Regions from separate parts of the Homo sapiens genome. Here all the other regions are linked to region 2. Evidence: chromatin contacts called from ENCODE Hi-C or POLR2A ChIA-PET data. All regions are on one chromosome and are shown on one strand. The core of a region is the stretch at or near the end of the contact, and the rest is flanking DNA. Distances in the headings are between cores, read along the strand shown.

Region 1 (4,009 bases), core at 7-2,506, 260 kb after region 2:
AGTGTTTAGTGTGTATTAGATCACACATGAATGTGTCCTGACAAGCTCAGCCTAGCCACAGTGAGCAGCTTTGTGGCTAGCAAAAGAGAAAGAGCAGTTGATTTGTACCCAGCTGCTGTCACCTTGGTGATGTACCAGATAGCAAGCAAGCAGATGTTGGTTTGTTGCCTTTGTCCTCTTTCCTCCTAAAACAGTACTGGCGTTCCCACTTGAACACAGCTGTGAGTTTCTTGTGTGTTGTTATTTGTTTTTTGGTGTGAATTGTCATCTTTGATTTTTTTTTAACCCCCACACTCCCCCAGACAAGTCAAAACCTCCAGGTGAATGAGTTTTTTGGGGAGAATCTTAAGTATAGTTTCTGATTCCCCTAAACCTCTTCATGGAACCTTAGGGATCTTAGGCTCCTGGATTGGGAAATTTGAATTATTTTTCTGTTTCTGTTTTGTGCAGTGCAGGCAATGTGGTTCTGTAGTCCCCTATACTTGGAGTGAGTTCTGAGGATACCATCTGTAAAACGTCTCTTCTAGAATCCCCACTGCCTGAAGTCTGTAAAGGCCCTCTGCCCACGAACAAAGGAGGGACTTAATAACCCACTAAGGATTTTGGTAGGAAAAGGTAATTATTTCCCAAGATGAGGGCTGCCTGGGAGACTCTTCTGCTATCCCCAGGAGTCCCTTCCTCTATGCTGATTTCTAGGCTCCTATCATCCAACATCTTCAACTTCAGATGCAAGCTGGTCTCTTACTGCCTCCCTGGAGTTTTGTTGTTGGACAATTTCCTGTCCATGGATCCTCATGAGATTATGCTGAAATTTCATTCCCAATGTCATCAGGAATGAAACTAACCAAAATTGAACTCTAGAGAATGTGCTTTAATATCTAAGAACGCAGCTAAGTAATTGCTGTGTTCATCAGAGGAGGAAATCATTCACTATAAAATGCTGTAGGACAGACAACTCATTTTTAAGCAAGTTCATAATGGGAATTGCCTAAACAGAATTAAACTTTTATGGATTTTTTTTAAAAGAACCTATTTATTCATCAGACTTAAGAGAAACATTTCATTTCACTTAACTAAAAGGGCAGAAATTTTTGATGTCTCGATTACACAGGAAATGTGTTATGCACATGTTCATTAGAGTTTAATGGATGACTTCAGTTGTAAAAAAAGTTCGGCCATGTTGAGACTCTTGCTCAATGATCCCTGGTAAAATCCCCTTCTTGCTACTCACTCTGTAATCAGATGTTACATCTATCGACCCAATTCTTTTGAATGGTTTCTAAAAAGGAGAGGCCATTAGTTCAAATGTGCCATTTTCGCCTGTCAAAAGGCAATTTGCAAATGAACATTACACTCTAGGAAGCAGAGCTCTTCCATTCTCAGAAAAAAGTGATGATAATTGGAATTTGCATATGTTTCTTTTTTGAGAGACAGACCACAGAGTTTGTTTATGACTATCTTTAGCACCAACGGGAAGCTCATGATGAAATGGAGGGGAAAAGAGTTAAAATGTTTTAAAACTCATGGGAAATATGTTCCAAATGATCCAGGGGCTTTTAAAAGTCCATTTTAAAAACATGAGAATGGTGTAGCGTGGGGTTGTTTTTTCGGTAGCAGGGAAGGGCATCACTTTGCCAACTGCACTTTCTGGCCCTGGGATCAGCTGCTCATTATTTGTCTGAAGAATAACTGGGTGGGACCAAGGCTGCAGTCTTTAGCAGTGGAAAAGGTGATTCTTTGTGAAAAACTTAACTAGTTGGTAGAAAGGTCAAACCAGGAATGCTGACTCCTTAGCAGCCTAACCCTAACCTCAACACTAACTTGGTTTTTAAACAAGGTAGGTTTTTTTTGTTTTGTTTTTGAGACAGAGTCCCCCTCTGTTGCCCATGCTGGAGTGCAGTGACACGAACTTGGCTCACTGCAACCTCCGCCTCCCAGGTTCAAGTGATTCTCCTGCCTTGGCAGGAGTAGCTGGGATTACAGGCACCTGCCACTGCATCCAGCTAATTTTTGTATTTTTAGTAGAGACGGGGTTTTGCCATGTTGGACAGGCCGGTCTTGAACTCCTGGCCTCAAGCAATCCACCCATCTCAGTCTCCCAAAGTGCTAGAATTACAGGCATGAGCCACCTCAACCAGCCTAAACAAGATAGTTTTTATATGAATAATCTTAGATGACAGGTAAGTGTTCACAAGCATGTTTTCAAACATTCATATCAGCCCTTAAGGGGTTTACCAAGCAGTCTTCACTCTCTTACTTCCTCTAAGTCTCACATCTACACTTTAAGTTATCCCCATCAGTCAGAATAGGCCAGGTTATGCTGCTGCAACAAAAAAGCCTACCACCATGTGGTGTTGGTTTAGGGATTGCTGGTGGATGAAAAGAAAACCATTACCTGAGGCAGGAAGAATGTTTTTTTTTTTTTCCCTGTGCCCTGGGGACAGACAATCTTTGAGATGGTGGCTGCTCTGTCTGCTGAGCTCCTAGAGTGAGATGAGCAGCACACTCCAGCTGAACTGTAATGCAAATAAACTTAATTTTATAGCCAGTAAGATTCAGCAGCATAACCTGACTTATTCTGACTACTACAATATTTAGTGTAATTTTACCGATAAACAGACAAATTCTCATAGAGGTTAAATAGCTATCCCAAGACTCTAGGCAAGGGCAGGGAAACCATGTACAGCTTCTCTCTAACACATCAGGCTGACTCTTCCTTTGTGTCTGGCAGAGCCATGAAAGATCCGTTTTTTCCATCAGCTACTGAATTCTCATTCTAATGAAGTCATTCTGATCCCATGTGCCTCTGGGAATGAACGTGGTCTTTTGCAGACAGAAACATAACTTTTATTTGTTTGTTTAGCATTGCAGGTAGGATGACCAACCATCCTGGTTTGCTGAGGGATTTCCCAGGCATGGGAGCATCAGTGGTAAAATAAGGAAAGTCCCAGGAAAATTAGGTTGAGTTGGTCATCCTTATTGCTGAAGTGATTTCTCCTAGTAACACTTAGGAATTATGCAGCCTGGATTCCCACTGCACCTTGTAATTATTTCCATTATAATATTTATCACATTGTGTTTTAAATGACTCAGACTGTTCAGTGTCTATCTGTACACAAAGCCCTGAACTCCTGAGACCAAGAACTATTTCTTTTCCATTTTGTATTTCTAATACCTTGTATGGTGCCTGCCACTTCAAAGGAACACAATAAATATTTATTGAATGGATGAATGAATGTTATTTCTCTGTCGTTTTTCATTTCAAAAACTGGTGTGATGTAATTAGCTTTCTCCTTTGAGGATTGATTCTACCTAGATAATAATTCAGCTATAAAGAAAGCTAGGAATCTTTCTTAGCTGCAGCTACAAGCTTGCATAAAGCTTTCAGTGTGACCCATTGTGTAAAATTATATAAACTCAGCACTGGATTTCAGCATAAACCAATTCCTTTTAGACTGACTGAATAATTGAATCTCCTTGTTTGGCATTTGTTTAAAGAGAGAAGGTCATGGGACAAATGGTGGATATTTGAGGCTATGGAAACATATGTTATAAATTTGGTTTAGCTGTTTCTGGTAACTGGCATTATTGTGACTGAAGACCCAGGATTCCCCAGTCTGCCCTCCACCCTCGGGAATGCATAACTAGATGCTTTTCAAAAACCAGAGGCAGAAAGAAAATCGCCATGGGCACGCCTCACTGATAGACTGCATTCATGCCCAGTTAAGGAAAGCAAGCAGAGGACTGAGAGACTTGCTCCAGAGAGTCAGACCCAGGGCTCATCCAGTTGAATCTTTTCATAACAGGCCTAAGAGGTGTGCTGAGAAAGCTTGGTGGTTCTTGACTCTACTTACATACTAACTCCTCAGACATCTTTGCTAATCACCCACAGAGGCTCTCTCCTAAGTGACTAAGCTTTTCTGAGAAGTGACTTGAATTCTATGAAGAGGCCCTCTGGATTGGTGGAAAAATCATGGAACCTGTTTTAGGGGACTTAAAAAAATCCCCA
Region 2 (3,939 bases), core at 529-3,028:
GATTACACCTAAAGTTATAGGAATCTGTAACGAAAAAGAGGTAAATGTTGTTCAGATTAAATTCAAGAGACAAAAATTTAGTATTCCTTTCACAATGTCTTACAAGGCTAATGATAAACACATAACTGGGAAACAATGAACCTGTATAAATGTTTTCTGTTTTGACTTGGGAAAACTAGTTGTTAATCCTATTTCCTAAACGTGAAATATGACAAATCTATATTGATATTCACATTTAATTCCATTCTAAATTTGTGGTAAATATATTGCACTTTGCAAGAAAATACCACATGAATACAAAGGTGAGTAAATGGATCCCCAAACTAGTGTCTAAACAGCATAAGCATAAATATAAAACAATAAAAGCATAAAGACCTTAAATATAAGGCCAGGCACGGTGGCTCACCACTGTAACCCCAGCGCTTTCGGAGGCCAAGGCGGGCAGATCACCTGAGGTCAGAGTTCGAGACCAGCCTGATTAACATGGAGAAACCCCGTCTTTACTAAAAATACAAAATTAGCCGGGCGTGGTGGCGCATGCCTGTAATCCCAGCTACTCGGGAGGCTGAGGCAGGAGAATCGCTTAAACCCGGGAGGCGGAGGTTGCGGTGAGCCGAGATCGTGCCATTGCACTCCAGCCTGGGCAACAAGAGTGAAATTCCGTCTCAAAAAGAAAAAAAAAAAAAAGAAAAAGACCTTAAATAAGTTACTAAGTGCTAAAATTGAGTCCACCTCCTTTTATTTAAAGATGCAGACAGCTCTAAAGTATGGTGCTGCAGACGTTTTGAGACCTACTTTATGCTACATCTTTTCACGTTTTATCATACACGATTTGATTCCCCTGGGGGAGAAAGGCTGTTTTTGTTTGAGCTTTTGCAGATATTCTGATAACACTGGACTGTACCACCCAATACAGCTTTTTTTCTTATCGATCACAGCATTTAACGATTTCCATCAAATGGCAGCTACTAAAATTCACACATGCCCACTCTTCTGGGCTGACAAGATGGCCTTTTCCCCCTCCCTAAAATAAGCCTAAAAGTTCACATGCCCACAGATGACTCATTTGTGGATTTCAAGATGAAGGGAAAGACCAGTGTGCGTTCGAATTTCCCGGGGCCAGTGCAGGAGGTGGGTCGGGAGAGCGGCGCCTTGGGAAGCTGAAGCTACTCACCAGCGTGAGCTGGATTCTGGTGGAGAAGGTTTTCTGGTAGCAGAAGGTCTGGATGGCTATGATCACCGGCGTGGTCATGGCCTTGGCCAGCTGATAGGTGCCTATGGTGTTGTTCTGCAGAGAAAGGTTAGTGAAGACCACAAAGCCACAGAAGCTGAGGGCCAGGAGGAGGAGCCTGGAGGGCGGCAGACTTTTGGGGGCAAAGATGTCCAGCTTCTGGCAGATATACAAGCCCAGCCAGGTGACCACGAAGTGCACCAGGGTCAGGCTCATGTTGGGGAAGCCGTGGTACACATAAATCCATTTGTTGAGGAACACAATGCAGATGGACACCAGCAGGTTGAACAGGAGCCCGGCGGCGATTCGCCAGTGGCCCCGCACTCGGTCCACCAGCAATGCCATGATCCCCGCGAAGCTGGGGCCGTCTAGCCTCGGAAGGGGCGCCGGGCCTGTCTCCGGCTGCCCTTCTACTCCACCGCCGCGTCCTCGCAGACGCCGACCTCACCGTCTGACCCAGGAGTGGCATGCACAGATCAACCCCGGGCGAGTAGCACTCTTAACAGAGGACACACACCCCGCCGCCGCCCTGTAAGCCAGCTAGGACGCCGCAGCACGTCCCACGCCCCGCTCATCTCCGCCCGCAGCCACGTGACTCGGGGCTCCAGTGCTTCCGCCCCCGAGCCGCTGGCTGAACGGCCGCTACCCTGCGCAGGCGCGCTGAGCCTTGGGCGCGCGACGCTTGCGTCTTTGGGTCCTATCCTCTGGGTCCCCGACCCCCTTGGTCACCTAACGCCTACCTGACTGGACCAATCTAGGACCCCTTTCTTGATGTTTGTTTCCTGTGTGTCATTGACCCGATTTGCTAGACAACTTCTCTCTGGCTGTGCAGACACTGTTAGCCAATTTTACGTATTAAATGCTGAGCAAATTTAGTAGCCCTCGCCAGAGGGGGGAAAGAACTTATTGAAAGCATGTTTTTATTTTTTATTTTTGGAAAAAGACATTCAAAATTTACTTTCCAACAGACAGCATCATCGGGTATAACTACAAGGGTTTCTCCTTAGATCATACATTCACAAAGCATTATTAGCTCAACAGTGAGAAAATGTGTTCTCTAAAGATGTCCCCTTGACAATGTAAACGAGTGCTACTGTGTTCACTTACAACTCGAGAAAAAAACGTACAACCTGGCAAAACCGTATATATATACAGCTGTCTCTAGGGGTGCATACAAATATATATATATGTTTTGGATCAGGTCAGGTGCAATGACTAAGAGATAGAACTTTGAGTAACAGTCTTGATCGACAGTAAGGTCCTTCACACAGAAGTCAGGTTCTTCCTTTCTCCTTCCTCCTTAAGTCGATAAAGAAAGATTATATATTGTAGATATTACAGGTACAAAAGGAGATTTTTAAAAAAGGAATCACAAAAACATCTTGAATGTCCAGCTGTTCCTGCCAATACATCAATTCTTAGTTTTAAGACAGAGTCTAGGATTAATTCAGCAGTCATAAAATTAAAAAGAGAGACTGTGGTACAAAAAATTTAAAATAAATGAGGAAGTAGGGCATGGTGGCGTGGGCCTGTAGTCCCAGCTATTTGAGAGACTGACGTGGGAGGATTGCTTGAGCCCAGGAGTTGGAAGCCGGGATGGGCAACATAGTGAGACCCCCATCTCTAAATTAAATAAATAAATGAGGTAGGGAAATTAAAACTTTCACACCCAGGACATGCCTGTTCCAACTTTGTAGCCTTCATGCAATGCTCAAGGAAAAAGTCTTCATAATTCCTTGGCATAAGTCACACCAAGAAAAGTTTTTAAAACTTAGTATGCGAACCTGTGATAGGCAACACGCCCTTCCCTGAGTTTCCTCTCTAGAATGAAAACCCAGTTCTTCAAGAGTAGGCACTGAGGAACTAAATTAAGTTGCCTGAAATTTCCCACTCAGGTGCCCACCACTTCTGGTGTTCAGGAAGAGAGGCATTTGGGAATTGTGAGGAGCACATTGGCACTCTTGGGGCTCCAACTGAACTGTATTTAAATAAGCAGCAACACACACATTGACTCCCTAAGGACTCAAAGGAGTCCAATTGGCTGGGTGCAGTGGCTTATGCCTGTAATCCCAGCACTTTGAGAGATCGAGGCGAGTGGATCACTTGAGGTCAAGAGTTTGAGACCAGCCTGGCCAACATGGCAAAACCCCGTCTCTACTAAAAATACAAAAATTAGCCAGGCGTGGTGGCAGGCGCCTGTAATCCCAGCTACTAGGGAGGCTGAGGCAGGAGAATCGCTTGAACCCAGGAGGCGGAGGTTTGCAGTGAGATATCATGCCACTGCACTCCGGCCTGGGAGACAGAGCAAGACCATGTCTCAAAAATAAATAAATAAATAAAAATTAAAAACAAGTCCATTTGAGGGCATCCTAATTAAGAGTCTAAGGTTGAAGGAATTTTGTAATTCCACAACCTTAGTGGGTTTCTGTGCTGTGTTTTTTAAAGGACATTCAAAAAACAAGGCACAACAAAAGACAAATACAGAGTGGGGGACATGCAAAACAAGTTCCTAAATAGATGACAGACCTTGTCCATTTACCCACATACGGTTACGATGGAAGCATACAATATTCCTCCTCCTCATTTAGGCTAAGTAGTTTTCCCACTGTTGTTCAACAAATAGGTAACAGTCTTTGGAAATAGTCACCCTGGGTTGTACAAAGTTTCTATATATACAGTTTGTTGCAAGTAACAAAACTACTTTTAAG
Region 3 (4,170 bases), core at 468-2,967, 290 kb after region 2:
TTACTATCCTCTAGAAAAGTGTCCCCCATGGCAAGACATGATCTTTGCGGAGTGAGAGAACTTACTAGACTAACAGTAACAGTGTAAAAATCAAGGTGTAATGAACATACAGAGTGGAATAATAGATATTGGAAACTCCAAAAGATAAGAGGGTGGGGTGGGAGTGGGGATGAGGGATGAGAAATTACCTGTTGGGTGCAATGTACAGTATTTGGGTGATGGGTACACAAAGAGCCCAGACTTCACCACTACACAATATATCCATGTAACAAAACTGTACTTGTATTCCCTAAGTCTAAAAAAAGAAACCAAAACTAAAAAAAAAAAAAAAAAAAAGAGAATCAAGGTGTGTCCCAAAACAGTGCTTCTCAAACCTTAATGTGCTTACACATCTCCTAGAAATCTTGTTAAAATGCAGATTCTGATTCGAGGGGGGGCTAGGATGGGACCAGAGTGTCTGCATTTCTGATAAGCTCATGATCCCAGAGCTGCTGTTGGGTACCAAAGTTCTAAAGTACCTTGAGGGAGAAGCCAACTTAATAAGTGAAATAATGAAGCATTTATTACATATCTACTATATAACTTAAATGACAAAAATAGAGTAATGGAGGTTGGATATAAGGAGTATAGAATTTGATTTCTTCACAGAAGGAGCTTCCATCTGCTTTGCCACTTTTATCTGAGAGACAAAGAGAGAGAGCACACAGATTTTCCATAGATAACTATATTTTTCAAGGGAAAAAGGCAGAGAGGTATTTCTTATGTGTGTTTCCTCACACAAAAAGGCCATTTTGGGTCCCCAAATAATTTTAGAGGAGGTATTATAACTAAATAAAGGAAAAACTTGGCAGCCATTCTTGGATGCAGGGTGTAAGCCTTGCATATCTCAGAACTAGTACGAATGGTGTGCATTTGGGTGTTTCTCTGTGTGTGCAGTTTTACATGTCTGTGTATGAGCTGGAAAGTGTATTGGGCCATTGCCAGGGAATTGATTTCTTAAACATCACTAGAGAAGAGGGATATTTTCCCTGATAAAGATTAAAGCGTTAAGTTAAGGGGCAGGAATTCCTAAGGCAGCCTTGACTAGGAACTTTGCATATTACAGGCAGTCGATGTTATTTGAACGTATTCATTGAGAGAAGAGACTACTCATTATCCACTTAAAATACTTCCTGGCTGCAGCATGGTGTTGTACGGAAGCCAAAGCAATTGGCTTTGCATTTGGCCAGCTGATTTAGCAAGAAATTTCGCAAATGATGCAGTCCTTACAGATGGTGCTGTTGGGTTTTTTAGAATGTTTTAAAACACTGATGGATTTGACCATGAACTGAATTTCCAGTCTCTTAGATTCACCTCCAGCCACCCCTTGACGATCTCCAAGGCAACTGGAGACAAGGAGCAGACCTTTTCTGCAAACTTATGATGAATGATTTCCTTTAAAAACTACTCGCATAATAAAAATGTTTTGGTGTAAACTTGGCCAAGGGGAACTCTTGAAACTTTCAGTTTCTTTGCCTAACTCTGAGTTGCTTGAGTCACATTTTTGCATGGTTCTTGATTGACTTTCTGGTGCTCTGCCTGGAGGTCTTTGCTTATCTGTGAGTTGCCTGAGTCACATTTTTACATGGTTCTGGTGCTCTGCCTGCAGGTCAAGAAGGAGCCAGTATCTCCAGGAGGAGTGAGAGAGTGCTCTGCCAGTGTGAAGTGTGAATCCTTGAGAGGCTGTGGCAAGGGTCCATGCCTGAATGTGTAGAACAAGAACAGCTGGAGGCTGTGGCTTTCTCCAGGAAGAGGTTTCTAAATCTGCCTCTTAGAAGATATCAGAAAGTTAAAGGTACTGTACCATCTTCACAGGCCGAATTCTTACTCAGATCTTTACAACAGGGACTGGTCCTGATCTTTGCTGTTGATTGCTTTCTTGTTTTCTTGGTTTCTATTTGAATCGTCACCTTTTATTCGTCTTCCTTGGTGCCTTTTGGTTGTGCTTATTTCGGCTTTATGTAAGCAGCATCTCTGGATGCATAAATGAGGCAGATAAAATTCCCCAGGGTGACTGATCTGCCCTTCATCTATTTTGAGCACTGCAGAGAAGTTACCATGGCCCACAGCATAACTCAATCACTGTAAGCCAGTGAGCACATTCTGAGTTTTTTTTTTTTTAAATAACCTTTCCTGGAGGCATTTGGCATAAGCTAAGCTTAAAGGCACATGATTCAATCATTGATTATTCAAGACATGTCATACTTAGGCTTTTCTAATAACCATATTGTCACTGTCAACTAGATATTGAGCTCTGGTTTCTAATTTTGCACTGGAAGCTGTACAAAGTCTATTGTGTTCTGTGTGTGTGTGTGTGTGGCTCTGGCAATGCAGAAATGGCAACAAGGAAGTATCTAGCACCCATGAAAAGACTGAAGAACACCAATTTGCTTTCTCTCAGTCAAGCCATCTTTCTTAAGACAACCCTTGTCCTGTAGCTTGAACTGTTTAATCCTTGTATATCTTCCATCCCTTCCACCCTTAGGGAACCTCCATAAGGTGAGGACAATGTGTCTTTTTTACCACCTGCTATTGTCTAAATGTTAGTGTCCCCCTCAAATTCATATGTTGGAACTAATACCCAATGTGATAGTATGAAGAGGTGAGTCCTTTTGGGAAGTGATTAAGTCATGGATCAGTGCCTGTGTTAGTCAGGGTTCTCTAGAGGGACAGAACTAATAGGATATATATATATAAAACAAACTCATATATATATATATATATATATATATATATATATATGAGTTTGTTAAGGATATGTAATAGGATATATATATATATATAAAAAACACATTCATATATATATATAAAACACATTCATATATATATATATAAAACACATTCATATATATATATATATATATATATATATATATATATATATGAGTTTGTTAAGTAGTATTAACTTATACGATCATGAGGTCCCATACCAGGCTGTCTGCAAGCTGAGGAACGAGGAAGCCAGTCCAAGTGCCAAAGCTGAAGAACTTGGAATTCAATGTTCAAAGGCAGGAAACATCCAGCAGTGGAGAAAGATTTAGGCTGGGAGGCTAGGTCAGTCTAGCCTTTTCACATTTTTCTGCCTGCTTTATATTCTGGCCACACTGGCAGCTGATTAGATGGTGCCCACCCAGATTAAGGGTGGGTCTACCTTTCCCAGCCCACTGACTCAAATGTTAATCTCCTTTGGCAACACCCTCACAGACACACCCAGGATTAATCCTTTGCATCCTTCAATCCAATCAAATTGACACTCAGTATTAACCATCACAGTGCCCTCTTAAAAGAGGTGCCTTGCCCTTACTGCCATTTGGTAATATAACAAGAAGGCACCAGTTTTGAAGCATAGAGCAAGTCCAGACACCAAGTCTGCTGTTACCTTGATCCTAGACTTTCCACTCTCCAGAACTGTAAGCAATACATTTCTGTTATTTATAAATTACCCATTTAAGGTATTTTGTTATAGTAGCCTGAACAGACTAAGATATCACCATACCTCTGTAGTTTAGCACAGGGCTTAAGCTTAAGGCAGCATTTATTCATTGGTTCATTGATTTATCAGTTCATTTAACAAGCGTTTATTGGTAAACACCAACATTCCAGCTTGTCTTGGAATGAAGTTTCCCCATCTTTGATAGGAATACATGCTTATCACTTCCATGTTTGCTCTGAGAGCTCCCCTATACCTCCTCTACTTCTTGGAAGCATGCTCCTCTAAGGTTGTTAGCTCTGCCCTCCTATCCAGATTTGTTCTTTTCCTTTGCATCTGCAGAATCAGCACTATTTCTATAACAAAGTGGTTCCCCTTACTTCTGAATATCACTGGTTTCTTTTATTAATTTCTTTCATTCAAGGTTAAAGAGGTAGTTATATGATGTGACCTGTGATGGTTTCGTGGTGTGTCTGCTTTGGCTTGGATAAATCACATCCCCCAGAGCTCCTTTTCTAGTATGTTTCTGACTAGGGTGGTCTACAAGGGAGAGTCTCTTGCAAAAATTGGAAGATGGAAGTGAGGCAGCAGCTATTTTGTAGCACGCACGTACCTTCTCCTAATTATTGAAACACTAATCTAGGTGCTGCTGTGAAGGGATTTTGCAGCTGTAAAGTCCCTAATCAGTTGACTTTAAATTA

Evidence for each region. Hi-C counts contacts between places; a loop is a spot of excess contacts on that map. ChIA-PET counts read pairs that join two places held with the same protein, here RNA polymerase II (POLR2A). Pooled maps may share reads with other maps.
Region 1: a pooled map shows a loop between it and region 2 (4-fold over the local background). The contact joins the enhancer-like site here to the promoter of SLC35E3 in region 2. A Hi-C loop is called at or near these places in 4 of 50 pooled maps. POLR2A ChIA-PET finds 5 or more read pairs at or near these places in 2 of 52 experiments (activated CD4-positive, alpha-beta T cell and activated CD4-positive, alpha-beta memory T cell).
Region 3: a loop to region 2 is called in a pooled map, with 5 times the contacts of the local background. The contact joins the promoter of LINC02384 here to the promoter of SLC35E3 in region 2. A Hi-C loop is called at or near these places in 3 of 37 single-sample maps with no recorded cell type and 11 of 50 pooled maps. POLR2A ChIA-PET finds 5 or more read pairs at or near these places in 3 of 52 experiments (B cell, CD4-positive, alpha-beta memory T cell and activated B cell).

The regions. Positions count from the first base shown.
Region 1 is chr12:68,478,983-68,482,991 of GRCh38, reverse strand. No RefSeq gene overlaps it. Among named protein-coding and RNA genes, the nearest start is that of LINC02384, 30 kb to the right of the region's middle. Within about 2 kb of position 1,256, at least 7 of the 41 ENCODE cell types and tissues checked have a DNase peak (open chromatin) inside an H3K27ac peak, as active enhancers do.
Region 2 is chr12:68,744,015-68,747,953 of GRCh38, reverse strand. SLC35E3 (solute carrier family 35 member E3) reads right to left here and starts at 1,778. Exons shown (of 5, transcript NM_018656.5): 1 at 1,175-1,778; 2 at 1-24. The coding sequence starts at 1,576. NUP107 (nucleoporin 107) reads right to left here. Exons shown (of 28, transcript NM_020401.4): 28 at 2,145-3,939. RefSeq lists enhancers at 756-945, 1,306-1,415, 1,466-1,565, 1,415-2,105.
Region 3 is chr12:68,449,031-68,453,200 of GRCh38, reverse strand. LINC02384 (long intergenic non-protein coding RNA 2384) reads left to right here and starts at 1,717. Exons shown (of 4, transcript NR_120458.1): 1 at 1,717-1,834. RefSeq lists enhancers at 1,329-1,468, 1,529-1,858.